Linked DNA regions of Homo sapiens: region 1 is linked to region 2. Evidence: chromatin contacts called from ENCODE Hi-C data. All regions are on one chromosome and are shown on one strand. Each heading gives the region's core, a stretch centred on a gene start or an enhancer-like site at or near the end of the contact. The rest is flanking DNA. Distances are from core to core; before and after follow the strand shown.

Evidence for each region. Hi-C counts contacts between places; a loop is a spot of excess contacts on that map. Pooled maps may share reads with other maps.
Region 1: a loop to region 2 is called in a map of CD8-positive, alpha-beta T cell, with 22 times the contacts of the local background. The contact joins the promoter of TARS3 here to the promoter of ARRDC4 in region 2. A Hi-C loop is called at or near these places in 3 of 168 maps with a recorded cell type or tissue (CD8-positive, alpha-beta T cell and ascending aorta) and 9 of 50 pooled maps.

The regions. Positions count from the first base shown.
Region 1 is chr15:101,720,315-101,727,088 of GRCh38, reverse strand. TARS3 (threonyl-tRNA synthetase 3) reads left to right here and starts at 2,616. Exons shown (of 19, transcript NM_152334.3): 1 at 2,616-2,998; 2 at 3,925-3,996; 3 at 5,767-5,963. The coding sequence starts at 2,702. RefSeq lists a silencer at 2,331-3,220.
Region 2 is chr15:97,958,517-97,964,886 of GRCh38, reverse strand. It overlaps ARRDC4 (arrestin domain containing 4), which reads right to left and starts at 4,184. Exons shown (of 8, transcript NM_183376.3): 1 at 3,719-4,184. The coding sequence starts at 4,025.

The DNA of each region.
Region 1 (6,774 bases), core at 1,367-3,866, 3.8 Mb before region 2:
TGGTTTAGAAAAATAATGTCCAAATGAGGTATATGTTGCCTCCAAAGTGGCATCTCTAAATGCTCTGAATTACTTAATGCCTAGAAGTTTCACTGAGGTGACAGCCCTCTGAATTTTTACATTTGGGGATATATTTCCTTCTCTACCACCTCCACATGCCTTATCAAGGTGACTATAGTATTTGCTATTTCCTGCTCATCAGGGAAAATCAGCATGCTATCATCAATGATAGGACACCAGCATGATATCCTATGGAATACAGCAGCAATCAAAGTCCTTGTGGACTAGATTATCACATAAAACTAAAGAGTTTATATTGTCTTGTGGTGATACCCTGTGAAGGTGTATTGCCAGCCTTGTCAGCTGAAATAAAATGGTGCTCGATAGCCCTTAACTAATAGATATAAAGAAAGAAGTATTAGCCAGCTCAATAGGTGCATATCAGGTGCTAGGGGTTATGCTGATTTACTCCAACAATGAAATCATATCTGGAAGAGCAGCTGCAACTGGAATCACCATCTAATTAAATTTATATTAATCTACTATAATTCTCTAACATCCATTTGTCTTCTACATAGGCTAAATGTAAATGGGATGGTAAGGTAAGGTAAATGGGGTGTGATGAGAATCTCCACCCCTGCATCTTTCAAGTTCTTGAAGGCAACAGTAATCTGTGCAATTCCTTCAGGAATGCAGTATTACTTTTGATTTATTATTTTTGTATGTTGATAAAGTTCTAGTGGTTTCTGCTTGGCCTTTCCTACCAGAATAATAGCCTTATGTCCGAGGGTCAGGGAAACACTGTAGGGATTCTGCCAGTTTGGAGTATATCTATTCAAACTCTGCATTCTGGAACTGACGAAATAACTACAGTGTGAGTTTGGAAACCCAATGGGCTCACTGGGTATTGTGTGATCCTAGCTAAAACCTGGAAATAACCCAAATTTTCCATCAACAAATGAATAAACAAATTATGGTATATCCATACAATGGAATACTACTCAGAAAAAAAGAACAATAGATACACACAAACATAGGTAAATATCAAAATTATTGTGCCGACTGAAAGTAGCTAAACAAAAGGAGGACATACGGTGTGGTTCCATGTGTAGAAAAATCAAGAAAATGCAAACTAACCTATAGTGACAGGAAGCAGACTGGTGGTTGCCTAGGTATTGGGAATGGAGACCCAAGAGAGACAAATTCCAGAGGGTCCCGAGGAAATTCTGGGGTGGCTTAAGTGGGTCCATGACATTCAGTGATGTGTTGGTCATGACAGAATGGCAGAAGCAGAAACTCCATGGCAGTGGATTGAGAAATGATGAATAATGAGGAGTCAGTGGGTCCTATGTAACTGTATCCAGAGGCTTCCTGAGGAAGGACTAAAAAAGATACAGTGATATTGGTTAGCAACATACTTCATGGAATCTCCTCCTGGGTGCTGTTTGGGATTCCACTTAGCTTAATCCAATGAGCTTGTCCCCCTCCGCTCCTTCTCCTGCACTGATTCTGCTCCTGGAGTGGAATTTACCTGCTTTTCCTCCTTGCTAACATCTCCCAACCTTTATTTTCCAGAGCAAAATAAACCTTTTCCCCTTTCTCAAAATTTTCTCCCTTTCTCAAACCACACCAGTCCAAGCTAAGCTCTTCCACTTCAGGACTCTTATAAGGGCATTATTACCTGTATCACATTATATGACATGCTCAATTAAATTCTGCCAAAGTTGAAAAGTACTAGTGTTAAGTGTGTAGAAACTGGCATCAGACTATCTGAGTTTGATTCCCCCTTTGTCATGTAGTGGCTGTGTGACCTTAGTCAAGTAACACAGTCTCACTGTGCTTCAATTTCTCCAGCTATAAGCGGATATAACAGTATCTCCTGTTATGAAGATTAAAGGAGTTACTACTGTTACAGAGTTTAGAACAGTGTTTGTCACATCCTAAGCCCTAAGAATAGTGATAAAAATCAATTTCTGTTCCTGCTCCAGGAAGTTTCACGCTCATGGTTAAGAGGGATACAAAGATATATGTGGCATTTGCCCTAGACTCAAGGAGCCAGTAATTTCGTGCTGGTCGGATTTAGATTTCACAGCGATTTTCTATATGCCCTGGCCCAGAGGCCTCAGTACTTGGGCAAGTTTGGCACGAAAGGCCAGAAAGTCCATTTATAATGAATGGCCACTTTTTAGAACCTGTTTGCAAGGCAAAAGAATGGTGACTGCCAGAATTCAAGAGGAAGAAAGGGTGAAGCCTTTTTGGAGAACGCAGACGATGGCCTTTTTGCAAGGTTTTGGAAGATTTTCGTTTCAACGGACTAAAAACTACTGCCAATAGCCTCTAGACAGGCCTCGAAAGGCAGGGGAGGCCCTTCAGACCCCATTTCCCCACTGCCCGTGACCCTAAGGTGGGCCTGGCCTCAGGCCCCGCCCCGCCCCGCCCCTGCAGGGTATCTGGCCTCAGGCCCCGCCCCGCCCCGCCCCGCCCCTGCAGGGTATCTGGCCTAGGCCCCGCCCCTCCCCGCCCAGCGCCCCGCCCCTGCAACGTGTAGGCCTCGGCTCCAACGAGGCCCCATGGCTCCGTCCCCGCCCCATCGCCCCGCCCCTCCCGGGAGCCCTGTCTTCTGCCGTGCGCTGAGTGTCCGCGTCGCCCTCGCCGCAGTCGCGGGCACCCCGCTCGGCGTCGGTGCCTGAGGGAGGCCGCGATGGCGGCCGAGGCCCTGGCGGCGGAGGCCGTGGCGTCGCGCCTGGAGCGGCAGGAGGAGGACATCCGCTGGCTGTGGTCGGAGGTCGAGCGCCTGAGGGACGAGCAGCTGAACGCGCCCTACAGCTGCCAGGCGGAGGGGCCGTGCCTCACGCGGGAGGTGGCGCAGCTCCGGGCCGAGAACTGCGACCTGCGCCACCGCCTGTGCAGCCTGCGGCTGTGCCTCGCCGAGGAGCGGAGCCGCCAGGCCACGCTGGAGAGCGCGGAGCTAGAGGCGGCGCAGGAGGCCGGCGCACAGGTAACCGGGCGGTGGGGACACTGGAGAGGACGCGGGCGGGGCGGGCCGAGACGGTGCGCACCGAAAGGTTTTCAACTGCGGGGGCAGGTGCGGGGGCGCCCCGGGGGAGTGCCCTCCCAGTGCCCTGCGGCTGGCCCGCCCTGCCCTGCTCGGTGGTCCCGTGTGGCCTGGGGAGCCGCCGGATTTCCAGCAGTCGCCAGACTTAACCAAATGCTGTTGATTTCTCAATTCGTCCATTAAAGAGCCTGCCACGCATCTTTTTCAGTAGCAGAAATAGTGTTTTCATTTGTTTGAAAAAATGCTGGAGTGTTTAAAACTCATTCTTTCCTTGGTCAGAAAGACTAACAGCTGCGTATGTAAACTCTCATTCCCTCTGGTTCTTTTTTGTTGTTGGGTTTTTTTTGGACGAGAAGTTTTCGCTTTTTGTGCTCTTGTTTTGGTGGTTCATCTTGAGAGGATAGCTGTATATTTAACATTTTTATTTAATACAGTATTTTATGATTTGTAGAAAGGATAAATTATCTTCTTTTAACATCATACTTTCTGAGTCCTGAAGCTTCTCAGGCTGAGATGTTCTGCAGTCCTTTAGGAAGGACAGCTGCGGTGAACTAGCAACATCTTCAGGAAATAGTGCATTTGATGTGGCGGGCAGCAACCACACATTTTCCAGCCACATTATTTGTTTAAAGTTCAGGACAAAAGGTTTTCAAGAGCACAATATATTAAATGTGCTTAGCAACAGTGTGACAGGAAGGACTGAACCCTGGAGAATGACTTGCCCACTGAGAGCTGTAGCTGGTGGTCAGGAGAGCCCAGCTATGAGCCTCTAAACACGGGGCACTTGCAGCCTGCTGGCATGACTCTCTTCTTAAAATGTGTTGCTTTTTCTTGCCATTGATGTGAGTCATTTATAATTTATCTTTCAGCCTCCTCCTAGTCAAAGCCAAGACAAGGACATGAAAAAGAAGAAAATGAAGGAAAGCGAGGCTGACAGCGAGGTAAGTTGTTGCTGTGGAAACAATATAAAATACTACCTGTAATTTTAAATATGTGTATATAGTTAATTACCTAGGATTTCCAATAAAAATTACTGATTAAATTATTATTTGGGTCACATTAGTGTATTTAAAACTTTTCAAGCCTTAAATATGAGATGTCTTGAGAAATGAGCTGCCCATGTTTAATAAACACGTGTATTTAATCTATTTAAGTTGTGCTACTAGAGTACTAGAGTTGGTTTTTTTTGTTTGGTTGGTTTTTTTTTGTTTTTTGAAGGCGGAGGTTTGCTCTTGTTGCCCAGGCTAGAGTGCAATGGCATGATCTCGGTTACTGCAGCCTCCACCTCCCAGGTTCAAGCGATTCTCCTGCCTCAGCCTCCTGAGTAGCTGGGACTACAGGTGCATGCCACCAAGCCCGGCTAATTTTTTTTTTTTTTTTTTTTTTTTTTTAGTAGAGATGGGGTTTCACCGTGTTAGCCAGGAGGATCTCGATCTCCTGACCTCATGATCCGCCCACCTTGGCTTCCCAAAGTGCTGGGATTACAGGCGTGAGCCACCGCCCCCGGTCTTTTTTTTTTTTTTGTATTCGAGAAACTAGCTACTTTGCTTTTGTATATAAAGCATTAAAACAATCAGTAAGTATTTATCTAGCATCAACATTTGGTAGGAGTGAAGAAGGAATACCTAGGCCCAAAGAAGTTAGTCTGGTTGAGGAATTCAGGCAGACTCAGGACAAACAACTAGAGAACAGAGTACGATGGTATACAAGTAAGTGCTGTAATGTGTGACTCTGTACACGTTCTGTAAACAGTAGAAAAGGGAGGTGTCATGGGGGCTGGGCGTGGGGCTGTCTCAAAGGAAAAAAAAAAAAAAAAGGGAGATGCCAGCGGGTAAAATAGGTAGAGGAGGCAGGCTTTGAGGTGGACCTTTAGAGCTAAGGAGAAGTTAGATAGGCAGAGAGGAGCCTTTTGGAGGTGGGAAGTACACATGCTCTTAGTCTTACAGTTGGGTTATGTCCCAATAAAACCAATGTGAGTTAAAAATGTATTTAATACACGTAAGCTAGTGATCATCGTAGTTTAGCCTAGCCTACATTAAAAGTGCTCAGAACACTTAGATTAGCTTACAGTTGGGCAAAATCCTCTAACATAAAGCCTATTTTATTATGAAGTGTTGAATATCTCATGTAATTTATTGAATACTGTACTGAGTGAAAAACACAATGGTTGTATGGATACTCAAAGTACAGTTTCTACTGAATGCATATGACTTTCACATCACTAAAGTTGAAAAATTGCGGCTGGATACGGTGACTCACGCCTGTAATCCCAGCATTTTGGGAGGCCAAGGCAGGTAAATCATTTGAGGTCAGGAGTTCGAGACCAGCCTGGCCAACATGGCGAAACCCCATCTCTACTACAAATACAAAAATTAGTCTGGCAGGGTGGTGCGTGCCTGTAATCCCAGCTACTCGGGTGGCCGAGGCAGGAAAATCGCTTGAACCTAGGAGACAGAGGCTGCAGTGAGCTGATTTCGTGCCCCTGCACTCCAGCCTGGGCGACAAAGCAAGACTCCATCTCAAAACAACAGCAACAACAACAACAAACCAAAAAACAACAACAACAACAAAATCGTAATTCAAACCATGGTAAGCTTGGGACCATCTGTAGAACTGAGAAGGCAGTAAGGGGGTGAGCCTGATTCAGAGCTGAGCAGCTGGAAAACAGTAGGCTGTATATATTAATCTCATTATGTTCTAATAATTTCCAGGTGAAGCATCAACCAATTTTCATAAAAGAAAGATTGAAGCTTTTTGAAATACTGAAGAAAGACCATCAGCTCTTACTTGCCATTTATGGAAAAAAGGGGGATACAAGCAACATCATCACAGTAAGAGTGGCTGATGGGCAAACAGTGCAAGGGGAAGTCTGGAAAACAACGCCTTACCAAGTGGCTGCTGAAATTAGGTAAACCGCAGTGTGGAAAAGATATTCAATCTTAAGTAATTATACTGAAGCCTGGTGAAAATGTTTTCTTAGGGACCGCTAATATATTACTCCATTCTCACGATACTAAAAGGACATGTCTGAGACTGGGTTATTTATAAAGGAAGAAGATTTAATTGACTCACAGTTCCGCAGGGCTGGGGAGGCTTCAGGAAACTTACAGTCGTGGCAGAAGGGGAAGCAAGCATGTCCTTCTTCACATGGCAGCGGCAAGGAGAAGTGCAGAGCAAAGTGGGGGGAAAACCCCTTATAAAACCATCAGATCTCATGAGAATGCACTCACTATCAAAGAACAGCATGGAGGTAACAGCCCCTGTGATTCAGTTACCTCCCACTGGGTCCCTTCCACAAAACGTGGGGATTATGGGAACTAGAGTTCAAGATGAGGTTTGGATGGGCACACAGCCAAACCATATCAGCTAATTTTTTTTTTATTCAGTTGAATAAATTAAATGTATTTAATTTTTTTCCTCTGGCTTCTCCAAGGGCCATGTAAATAAGTAGTTGAATATCAGAACACAATCATTTCCTGTTCTAATAAAAATATATAGGAGAGAAAAAAATCTGTAATTCTTGATAGGCCATTTTACACTGACTTTATTCGTCAATCAAGTAATTTCCATGAGTTTTTACAGGTCTTTTAAGTATAGATTGAAGATAAATGTTTTAGAGCTATTATCAGTCTTGGAAAAGTGCTTTGACTTTTCTAGAAATTAGATACATTAGTGAACTTATATTGTTTTGACTCATGTTAATTCTTAGCATTAAATAC
Region 2 (6,370 bases), core at 2,935-5,434:
AGAAACATCACACTGAGTATTCTTTGAGCAGAAATGGAAAAGGGAGTGAAAACTTTATGAATATCATTAATACTGGGTATAACACAAAACAGCCAAACCCACAAGACAAGCTATTAAGCAAGTCATGTATGTATCCTTGAGCTCTCCTGACTAACACAGAGTTTCTTGGTGGCTAACTTGGAATACAGAAAGGGCTTTACCAAGCATGGCCAGGGCCCTTTTCTCAGCTTTGGGTTACCAGCTCCATTTTATTTCAGGCAGAAGCTTATCACTAGATTGTGAGAAGGCCAAAATGCAGGGTGTGGAGGGACTTTGTAAGGCCAGAGGCACCACTGAAACCTCTGATGAAGGCACCAAGACAATCTGTTTAATTCAGATCCAAAGTAGACTTCATGGCTTTCACGGTTGGTCAGGAGGCTCTCTTGAGAGACTTATACACTGTCCTTTCATTTCATGCTCAGATTTAATATTGAATTCCCTTATTGTGGATAGGATAAATAAGATGAAGAAATCGGAACACAGAGACAGAACTCTGAGATTTGCCTGGTCATCTGACACTAAAATGAAGATTTCTACTTTATCCATTCACTAAAAAAAAAAATTTAAAGAAATCAGTAGTGAAATGGGAATTTTTTATCCCTTAAATAAAAAAATAGAGTTTTATTTTATGACCTTAACCAAGTCAGCTGACATTTCAACTTCGTACTTTTAGAAAATAGGAACACATTACTGACCTATTAGGTCTTCTGAATCTATCCCCAATTTTTAATGTGTTAACATCAAGGGGGATAAAAAAGTGACACACCTGCCACTTAAGTCAATTTGAATACTCCACAGTTGGGTGACTGGAGGCAAAGTGAAGAACAAGTCACAGGGGCATGAGATCATGTTAAATTCAGTGGCAGGGCGGGTCCCAGTGGCTGACGTGTGCTCAGGAAGGTAGCAGCAGAGCAGGGACCAGGGAAGCATCTCGACCTGACAGCTGTGGAGTGAAAGGCTCAAGGCAATCCCAGTGCTCCTAAAAGAGCTGGGCTAAAGTTCTAATTTGAAATTACTAGATTACAGAACATGACGAAGTATTTACAAATGTTTTGAAATGTGTATTTCATTTGAGTTTAAAATGTGTAGTGCTTAGATTTCAGGCACCGCAGATAATCCTCAAAGAGACCGGGGGAGGAAAGGAGATTACATGCTTGTACACAAGCAATGACCATGGAGTGCTAGAACCTAGAGCACCCACATAGGAACATGGGTGGGCCCGACATCTTCAGGACCTGAGGGCTGGAATGGAGACAGATAGGAAGGGAAATTTAGATAAGGGAATAGCATGAGGAAGAGCATGGCAGGCATTTGTGGGGAACACAGTTGCCCAGGATACTGAAGAGAATGAGAGACATGAAGTTCCCCTTTCATTAAGCAACAAATCGACATCGGATCTATATCATTTAAAATGAGACTTTCAACTATCTCAAAACATAAACAGGAAAAAGAAATGGAAAAACTGATAAAAATGGGTTATAATATTTGGAATTCAATCTTTGTTTTCTTTTCCTCTTTCTCAAGTTTTGTTTTTAATGTAAAAGGTTCACAAGCTGAACCATGTGCCCATTTCTGCTTCTGCACCAACCGCTCATTATTTCTGTCTTGTATACTGAGCACTACAAAGTCACAGGAAGATGTTTCAATCACTAATGGCCTTACAGCCAAAGCTCATAATTAAAGGTTTTGATGAGCCGTGGGATGCAGAAGACCATTACAGAGGCAGAGACTGGGGCTCAGGAAGGGTGAGGGACTTGCATAAGGTCACACTGCTGGTGGGTGACCAAGAACTGAGACCAACTCTCTGATTCTGGCTTGTTTTCTACTACAGTTTCTCAATAAAAATATGAAGAAAATCAATCACAATGACAGCAAGTAGTTGAATTAGATTAAGGATGTCAAAGAATTATCTGGAGAGCATTTGTGAAAACAGATCCCAGTGCTACATAATATGGATTTCTAAAAATCTCCTTAGGTGATTGAAACACAGCCAGGTTTTGTAATTAAATTACCCCCAGAATCTAGACTGTGTAAAGATGCTAAGTTCTTCCAAGCTATAGATATTAGGGGTGACTTATTTTTTTTCCCCAACTAAAAGAGACTATGATTTTAAGCAAAATGTAATTGTGCCAATATGTGCTATGATACATTCTAAAACAAGTTTAAGATTTTCAAATTGTCTAGTTTTTACATTCTGTTCCACATGTGTATATATGTGTGTGTGTGACGAATAAACATCTGACTTGTGAATTAAAAAAAATGTTAGCCCAGATTTTACCAAAGCAGTTTTTTATTGCTAATCCCAGGTTCAACTGCTTTTAATTTTACATCTATTGACTCAGCAGTTATAGGCCCAGAGATACAGTCCAAAGTCCTGGACAAAAATCAATGTATGTCTCACTCCCAAGGTCCTTGACTCCATTCGGCCATCTTGCAAATTGTATTGTCTGCTTCCACTGGGGCCTGGGTTGATCCTGGAAGCCATACTGAGGAAAGTGCATGAAGGAGTAAGAACTATCACTAACACACTGTTCCCATTGATCCAAAAGGCAGTTTTGGTTCCAAATATAGTTTTCCTCACTACAATTTTGGGATGACTCAGATGATCACTTACCTCGAGGAGTTCACTGTGTCCACAGTAGGATAGGGCAAAACCACATATTCTATTATATTTTGTATAAGACATAGCACATAGATATAATGCGTTTACTCTTCAAGGAGAGGAGGTGCATACCATTGTTTTATTTGATAGATAAAAGCTCATGGCAAAAACGTAAAAGTTTAAACTAGTTTCCATCCATGAAATGAGTAAGACTCATGGTTCTTAGTATTTTCGTGACTAAAGGGATCCAATTTTGGTATCTAATATTAATGAAACGCTCATGTAGTGTGTCCCCACATGGGTACTTCTGGAAAAGTCTACACTGTGAACTGGACTTCACCAAAGTGAGCAGGAAGGGAAATCCCGACACGCCCTGATGCTCTTGTCTCTAAAGGCATTTTGAGTGGAGAGAAGTGGGGGAGAGGGGAAGAAGCGGGTAGGAGGGGAGGAGGAGGATGGGGAGGAAGAGGATGCGGAGGAAACAGCAGCAGTATCAGGTAGAGGTACAACTCTTACTAAGTTGCCCTGCTCCCCAGAAGAGGGAAACCAAGCATGATGATCAAGTCTGGAAAACACTTCCTTTGAACTCCTACCCCTCAGAAACTACTTCCCTATTCCCCAAACCAAATTTCTGCTAATTCATCATGAACCAAGAACGTATGCAGGATAGGGAGGAGTGGAGGCCATAGGACACGGGCACCGCAGAATGGAACCTCATAGCCGCCGGTTCCACCGTCCCTTTCTTGGACCAGAAGGAACAGGACCTAGATTTCTGGATCCCCCATTGTCCAATCACAGGTTCCCACCGCACCCAATGGCCCCCTCCCGTCGCGGTCCTAGAAAATCCCGAGCCACTGGTCCCGGTCAGGCCCGGCGGGCCAGGGGCGGGGCGCCAGGAAGAGCTGCGCACCCAGGACTTGCGGTCTCTCCTTACCCGCGAGGGTAGGCCGGACCCCACCCCCGGAAGCCCGCCCTGATCTCACCTGCCAGGTGGGCATCCCGAGGGTGCGCGGCCTCCCAGCCCCTCCCCGGCCCCGCAGCCTGGCGGGGGAACCCCAGGCGCTCGCCTGCGCTTACCGGCCGGGGGCTCCCGCAGGCTGAGGCGCACGTTCAGGTACTCCACCTCCGAGAAGACAGCCAGGGCCGCGGTGCTGGCCGAGGCGCGGGGGCAGGTGCTCGGGCCCCAGGCGGCGGTGGCGCGCCCCTGGGCCTCCAGGCGCAGCGCGCGCAGGGCCACCGGCTCGGACGCCTCCAGCAGCACGTGCCCGGCCACTGTCTCGCCGCTGGAATAGCAGCCCTTGCGCTCGTCCTCGAACACCAGACCCAGGCTCTTCACGCGGCCCTCGGCACCCACGGCCGCCGCGCACCCAGCCTCCCCGCCCATCCCGCCGGGCGACTCTTTCCTGCCCCTGAGGTCGGCAGAGGCCCGGAGCCGGGGTCGCGAGCACAGCGGCGCCGCTGTCACAGGCGCTCGCGGCAGGGTAAGGCCGCCGCGGCAGCCGTGCGGTACCCGATGGGGCACCGGCTCGCCGAGAGGCCTGTCGCTTTAACAAACCCAGTTGGGCCTGGAAAAGGGCCGGGACAGCCCACCCCCGGCGGGCGGCCATTGGTCAGCTGCGAGCCCTGCTTCTTGCTGATTTGTTGTAGATGGTCACTGAGTCATTTCATTGGCGCTCCCACGCGTGGGTGGGCGCAGGAAGGCCGTGCGTGATCAGGGAGTGTTGGCCAATCGGGAGGCTCCGGCGTGCACGTGCACAGGCCGTTTACTGGCTGAGGCCAGGCACAGTCCTGGAGCCCTGGCCAATAGTGAGGCGGTGCGCCCATGTGGACAGACAGTGGGAAACAGTATCTGTCAGGGAGGGGGCGGAACAGGGTTATCTCCGGCTCTCAGCGTGTCAGCCGTTCCCATAGTTACGAACGGGGGCGGGGTTTCTAGCAGCGTAAGGACTTTGCAGGAGCCACTGGGTTCTCGCTAAAGCATGAAGTTGTGGCTGTAACTGGCTTGTGTTTATGATTACATCTGCAATACTCGAGGGGAAATAGATGCTCTGGGAAACGGAACTCGGCAATATTTCCTTTTGAGATCTTGGGGGCCGGCCGCATCGGGACTTTAATGAATGACTTGGAATCTTCTAACCTCCAGGTTTTTGATCACCGCCTCTCCCAGGTTTCAGAATTCCCAGCCCATGTAAGAGCCATAGATAAGAAAAATGAGGGTTGTGGTTTTAAACCTGATACATCCCCTAAGGAGTTCTCCTCCTAAGCTCCGCAGTGTCGCTGTTAGGAATAGCTGGAACTCTGATTCTTCCTGCTGTAAATAAGATCATGAATCACATTGTTTTTGAACAACATCTGTCACTCAAGTTTCTGCCCCACCCGAAAGTTTCCTGACATCATTGTCATATCCACAGAAATTTCCAATTGCCTTGATGACTTGTTCCTCACGCCCAAGTTTCCTCCGGCTTGTCCTGCTACATTTTCCTTTTCAACCTTCCATTTTTTCTCTGTTCTGTTTTTTACCATCTTGCATAGCTGTCATTAGCTGGTCATCATTTTCTTAACTTTTAAGTTGTCCCCTTATCGACATGCCACGTTTGTGAGCTGTTATGTATTGATTAATCTCACAATGAAATTTAGCAATTTTCCTAAAAAAAAAACCTCAAAGTAAAGGTTGCTCTACTACCCTCGTTGAGTTTAGATTATTAATGTGGAGATTTAGTAAAGTTTTATAAGTTCAAAATTTCCTTATTACCTCTCAGAGAAAGTGGAAAAGTCACAAATTAGGCTCTGTGTAAAGTTCAGAAATAGTTGCTATTCTCTGACCATTTCGTCTAGAATAGCTCCCTACATGATCTTACTCTGCCTACTTTTTTTTTTATATAACACAACGTGACCTTACGTGTTTATCTATGTATTATCCATCCCACTCATTTGAAACACAGAACTTGTTCTCATTCGTTTTTTGACCTCTAGGGCCTAACACAGATCTTAGCATACAGTAAGTGCTCAATAAATGTTGAGTGATTGAATGATGTATCCTAACCGTGTAGTAGTATTGGCTCTGCAATACATGAATAGTGTTCTGCCTCTTACTCTACTAAACTTTCACTGTCTCCAGGCAATGGTTCCCTCCAAATTAAGTGGCTGGGAGAGGGAGAAAAGGACAATGGTCCTAACGGTAATGAAAGGACAAAATGGCAGGTTTTGCATTCTGTACTGGGAAAGACCAGACTCTCTGTTTTCATTTCAGTTAAGAACAGTTTTGGCCAGCCAGGCATGGTGGCTCACACCTGTAATACCAGCATTTCGGGAGGCCGAGGCGGGCAGATCACAAGGTCAAGAGATCGAGACCATCCTGGCCAACATGGTGAAACCCCGTTTCTACTAAAAATACAAAAATTAGCTGGGTGTGGTGGCTCGCACCTGTAGTCGCAACTACTCGGGAGGCTGAGGCAGGAGAATCTCTTGAACCCGGGAGGCGGAGGTTTTCAGTGAGCCGAGATTGTGCCACTGCACTCCAGCCTGGGTAAGAGAGCGAGACTCCATCTCAAAACAACAACAACAAACAATAGTTTTGGCTACAGGTAACAACAGACTGTGTGACCAACACACATTCTGCCTTTAAAAATATTTCTTGTTTACTAGACGAAAAGGTCAGTAGTAGAGTATGGGCCCTTCAGATTGATTCATCAGAATCCTTTTATCTTTCTCTTTGACATACTCTGCTCC